2 separate regions of the Homo sapiens genome follow, and region 2 is linked to region 1. The links are chromatin contacts, found by Hi-C or POLR2A ChIA-PET in ENCODE. All regions are on one chromosome and are shown on one strand. Each heading gives the region's core, a stretch centred on a gene start or an enhancer-like site at or near the end of the contact. The rest is flanking DNA. Distances are from core to core; before and after follow the strand shown.

Region 1 (2,782 bases), core at 122-2,621:
TTCCCCACTGGGCATTCAGGAGGAGAGACTCACTTTCATTCATTCAATAGACACGGGCTGAGGATCCAGAGGTAAATAAGACCTTATTCTTGCTGGCTCTTGGCAGACCTGTTAATATCTTTGCTTCATGCCCCATGATGGATTTGGAAAACATTTCCGATCAATTACCTGAAGCAGAATTATCACCTGCCACATCTCCCTTCTCAAGGCTGGCTGCTTTATGAGTGTCTACACTTTCAACCATGAGTGGGCACATTAGTGCCTTTGGCTAAGAGCAAAGATTCCCATAGTCCCTTTGGTTAAGAGCAAAGATTCCTTGCACTTTGTTCCACCATTCAGTCATTCTCTCATTCAACAAATAATTCAGCGTCTCTTATGTGACTGGTGCTGGGTTAGCAGCTAGGGATATAGCACTGAGCAAAACAGACATGGTTCCTGCCACCAGTTTGCAGACATTAACCAGATAATTCTCCCATCCTGCTCTGATGTATTCCCAAGGACTAAGGTGGTTTGTTCAGGAGTGACTTCCTCAGGCCTGGCACTTCCAGGGCACTATGCTGCCCCAGGGTCAGCCCTCCTGTCTCCTGGGAATTATAGGCCACTGGGTAGTGCTCCAGGACCAGGTCTTTATTGATCATTCCCTTTGGAAGGAGGCAAAAGACTCTCCCCTCTCCAAGCCTTCTGGCTCTTGATCCAGCCCTTCCTGTGAAATGCCCCTGATGGACAAACTTAGAAGGGTCCCTAAAGGGAAGGCTATTCTGCTCAACCCCCAGAAAGAGGGTATATTTTGCAAAGAGGCCCTGTTTCTCTGGGCAGTTTGATGATTTGGGAAAAGCATGGGCACTGGAGTTAGGCTGATGTAGATTTCCGTCCCAGAATTGTCCTTCCTAGCTGTGCGACCTTGGGCAAGTCATGAACATCTCTGTGCCTTAGATCCTCAGCAGTAAAGTAGGGGCAATAATACCTACCTTGCAGGAAGGCTGTGATGATTAAACGAGATGTTCATGAAATATTTGCCATTTAATAGATGTGTCTCACCCTTTCTTCTGACTTTTAACTTCTAAAGGACATGATTACCTCTTGAGCTGACACCAAAAAGAGGCTTGCAAATACTAAAAGGTAAGGAGGTGGGAAGCTCTCTTATTCTCTAGCTGCTGGGCTATAGCAGTGGTTCCCAAAGTGCGGTCCCTAGACCGTAAGCATCACCTGGGAACTTGCTAGAATTGCAAAATCTTGGGCTCCACCCTAGATTGACTGAATGAGAAACTCTGGAGAAGGGGCCCAACAATCGGTTGTAACAAGCCCTCCAGGCAATTCTGATGCACATTAGTGTGAGAACCACGAGGCTGGAGACTGCAATCCAGTTGTCAGAGGGCCAAATTCTTTCATAGATGTGTTTTGTTTGGCCTCTGTCATCAGCTGGAGCTGAGGAGCAGCTGTCCCTGAGAAGTGATGGTGCCCTCCTGAAGGGGTTCACAGTCCTGGCTCTGCCATTCCGTTTTGTGTGACACCAGCTGGCCTCACTTGGCTGCCCACCTGCTGTGGGCACCCATATTTGCAGCCCGGGCTCTAGGTCAGGGGCAAGTGTGGTTTCTGAGCCCTAGAGAAGTAGCAGTTCTGCTTCAGCTGGTCCTGAACATCAGCCGAGACACGGAGCCACCCAACTCTGCAGGAAATAGGAACAGGGTGGACAGCTTTCTAATTCCTGAAACCAGCAGCCAGGTCCTGCTGGTTGAGCTTCAGTATTTGGCTTGAAGTGTTGTGAATTCCCAGCACATAACACACACCCACATTCAACTGTAAGTCCAAAAATACCTTCCACAGCCAAATAGAGATGATTCTTACATTCCCCACTACCTCAGATTATCTGCCTCGCTGCTCTCTGCCACCCCCGCTGTTGGCACAAACTAATAAGCAGTGACTTTCCCTGCGTCAGGGAACTTGGGAAAGCAGAAGGGGCCAGTGACTTCAACACCCGCAGCAGTGAGTGGGACACAGAAATATCAATGCAGGTGGGTGCCAGGAAGGCTGGAGTGACCTAGGGGCTGTGATGTCCATGAGGTGGAGCAGAATGGGAGTGGAGCTGGGAGCTCTCATTGGAGACACTGGAATAGAGAATTACGATCAGAGGCCCTGGCAGTAGCAGGCATACTGACCAGGAGAGAGAAAGAAAATGCATCCAGGACACAGCACGGGATAGGACGCAGGGAGGAAGCTCTGGGCAGTGGGAGAGGAACTGGGCTGGACTCAGCTTTGGATACAGGGAATCAGGAGGAGACCTGGGTGGTATCCCTTCTCTGTGCCCCCACAGCCAGGAGAGAGCACCTTCACCTTCCTTCCTGGTGAATCTGTCTCCAAAGCATCCCTGGAAGGAGGTGGGAAGCAGGCTGACTAAAAGCATGCGCTTTGGCATCAAAGAGATCTGAGAGCAGATCCGGCTCTGCCACTTCTGGTGTGACTTTGGACAGGCCACCCAACCTCTCTGAGCCTCAGTTTCCTCATCTGAAAAGAGGCAGTAAAGCTTATTTTATAGCCATATGGTGAGGATGAAATGAGATCACATTTGAAAAATAATTAGCACACTGTCTGTCATAGAAAAAAGAACAGGAGAAAGCTTAGATATAATTAAAATTATTCGAGCACAGAACCCATGTATTTTCACCAGAAGTCCTGGTATCTGGGATTTCACAAGTTGGGGATCATTGGTGAGAAAAATTGAGTCAGACGTAAGCATTGGTAAGTGAACAGAAGATGTTAGAATGCTCAAAAGAGGGGATCCCCA
Region 2 (2,700 bases), core at 179-2,678, 1.1 Mb before region 1:
ACACTACACAATTCCTTTTTTTTCTTCTATAATGAGAGTCTCAGGAAGGAAGGGACAAGGAAGAGGATTACAAGGAGCACATACCCAGTGGAATTAGAGCTGGTCTCAGACAAGTGTAAACTAACAATCAACAGAGTGATATTTGTCACAATTATGTTTAAAGAAGCTACTTTCAAGATTCAAACTTTAACCTGAATGCTTACAGTATAGAAATAATATAGTTTTTTTAAAAATATATACAAATATATAAAATAAATCTAGACTCTTTCATCTTCAGCCTGGAGGATGAATGGTCCAATTTGGAAAAGGTTAAAAGAGATGTTAAATCTATGAGTGAAGGGTGAAAAGACAGATACTACAGGGAAGCTTACTGATTTAATTGGGCTGGATCAATTCTAGTAAGAAATTCCCAGAAAAATCCAATTGCAGGTCAAGGCTGAAGCCTGCCATGCTGAGCCAAGCCACAGATAAGGCTAGTGCTCTCAGGCACCATAGAGAGATATGTAGATTCAAAACTTTCAAGCTTGAGAAAGAAGAAAAAGGTAATTGGAGGAGAGTTGGGTCAAAAAGCAGGAAGGGCCCCTCTTGGTTACTGAATAAAAGCACAAAGATAAATGGGTATCTTTAGTTCACAACCTGTTCTGCTTGCGGCCAGAAAGACCCTTTGGCCCACCCAACAAAATGAGTGAACTCATCCCAAGGACTCAAGAACACAAAGATAGGGCATCAGCTAAAGACACAGAGAAAGATATATAGGCAGCTCTGTTATCATGAACTGAAGTGGGGAAATTACACATCTAAAGACCATCAAGCTAAAGGATAATATTCTATGGGGAATTTGGATGCTGATATGGTTTGTCTGTGTCCCCACCCAAATCTCATCTTGAATTGTAACTCCCACATTTCCCACCTGTCGTGGGAGGAACTCAGTGGGAGGTGACTGAATTATGGGGGCAGGTCTTTCCTGGGCTGTTCTCATAATAGCGAATGAGTCTCACGAGATCTGATTATTTTTAAAATGGGAGTTTTTATGCACAAGCTCTCTATGCCTGTTGCCATCCATGTAAGAGGTGACTTGCTCCTCCTTGCCTTCTGCCATAATTGTGGAACTGTAAATCCATTATAAACCTCTTTTGCAAATTGCCCAGTCTTGGGTATGTCTTTATCAGCAGCATGAAAAGGAACTAATACAGTTGCCCAGTCTCATTTTCTTAATGTATCCAGGTAGTTTGACCCCTCAAGTTGAAACCCCAGGCTTAGGGAATAAACCTGGATACTTGCAGTCTCACCGATGGAAAGGACAGCGGGTCCTTGAGCAGCAGAAATACAGAGCCTCACAGGATGACTTGTTCCAGAGAGAAGTAGGGAGGCAGCAGCTGATGACATCAACAACTGTGCCTCGGCCAGGTCCTCTCACTGGGCTCCACCACCCAGGCCCAGGCTCCTTCTGCTTGGGAGTTTGGCACGCGCACAAGTGCAGGCAGGGCCAAAGCAAAAAGATTCCTCAATCAATAAGGACTGCTGCAGTTAAACTCACATCTGCTTCCCCTCTCTCTTCCTGCTCCTTCTGCTTCTGCAGATGCCCTGGATGCTGAATGCATCGTATACTGCCTTCCATGATTGAGCTTTCACCATTTTATCTTCTTGGCCTTTATCTACTTCCCTGATCCCTGGCCCCTTGCTGACTCTGGCCAGGCTTCCCCCTCTGGTTCTGACTCTTGATCATTCTATAAACTATGAGAATTTCTTGACCTTTAAAACTTGCTTCTGTTCCCTCAATCCCAGTTCCTCACTCTCTGCCCAGCTTCCAGAATAATGTACTCATACCTGAAGACAGAGTGGCAAAAGTGGGGGCGGTATGGTGGGAGGCACTAAGAAAAAGTACAGGATATGGTCCTGAAGGCTTAATCTCCAGAGGAAGAAGCAGTCTGCAGATCGTCCTCCCCACCAGCTCTTCACAAAGCCAAATGTGGTAAGGGATAAATCAATGGCAGTTAAAACTCCCTCTAAGAGAGAGGAAAAAGATCTGGCAGGGCCAGCCAACATGGATAACTCTGGGGAAAAAGATTTGCCAAATATCCAATTTAAAGAACTTGGAGTTTCTGAGAAAATTCAAACAAAACTTTTCTCCTTTCAAAAAATCCTCTTTATAGACTAAGAGAGGAAACAAATCATGTTGAAGAGTAGTTGTTACACATAGATTATAGCTACCCTAAAATTGTTGACTGAACTTTCCTGGGAAGCCCATAAATATTTGGTGGGTCCTACAAAAAATAAACTAAGGATACTGTAATTGGCTCAGAACTTAGCTTGTAAAGCTCATCCAGAGACTGGCAAGGCTGGAGGTTTGTTGCGGCTGGATTTCTAATAGCTAGGGACAGATACCAGCCAGTGGCAGGTTGTTGTACGTTTTGTGTGTCATGTCTGAGAACAGGGACTCCCAGGCATAAGACAACCATTATAACATGCATTTTCCCAGAGTTGAGATAAGCAAAGGAAGACTTTCTCCTAAATTATCAGAGACCCCATAGACTTTCAAGAGATTAAAGGAACCTCAGTGATCATCCATTTCAGCACTTTCACTTTATAGTGAAGAAACTCAGGCCCAGAGAGGTACAGTGGCCTGCCCAGAATCAGAAAGGAAACCAGTGCATAATAGCTGAGAGCAGCATACAGGAATCCCCTCTCCAGGCTGGGGAC

What was found. A loop is a pair of places that touch in the nucleus more often than their neighbours do. ChIA-PET counts read pairs that join two places held with the same protein, here RNA polymerase II (POLR2A).
Region 2: a map of posterior vena cava shows a loop between it and region 1 (26-fold over the local background). The contact joins two enhancer-like sites. A Hi-C loop is called at or near these places in 1 of 168 maps with a recorded cell type or tissue (posterior vena cava). POLR2A ChIA-PET finds 5 or more read pairs at or near these places in 1 of 52 experiments (OCI-LY7).

The regions. Positions count from the first base shown.
Region 1 is chr3:122,968,885-122,971,666 of GRCh38, reverse strand. All of the region lies in intron 1 of SEMA5B (semaphorin 5B), which reads left to right. Among named protein-coding and RNA genes, the nearest start is that of SEMA5B, 57 kb to the left of the region's middle. Within about 2 kb of position 1,371, at least 8 of the 41 ENCODE cell types and tissues checked have a DNase peak (open chromatin) inside an H3K27ac peak, as active enhancers do.
Region 2 is chr3:124,056,384-124,059,083 of GRCh38, reverse strand. The region is part of intron 1 of KALRN (kalirin RhoGEF kinase); the gene reads right to left. Among named protein-coding and RNA genes, the nearest start is that of KALRN, 24 kb to the right of the region's middle. Within about 2 kb of position 1,428, at least 5 of the 41 ENCODE cell types and tissues checked have a DNase peak (open chromatin) inside an H3K27ac peak, as active enhancers do.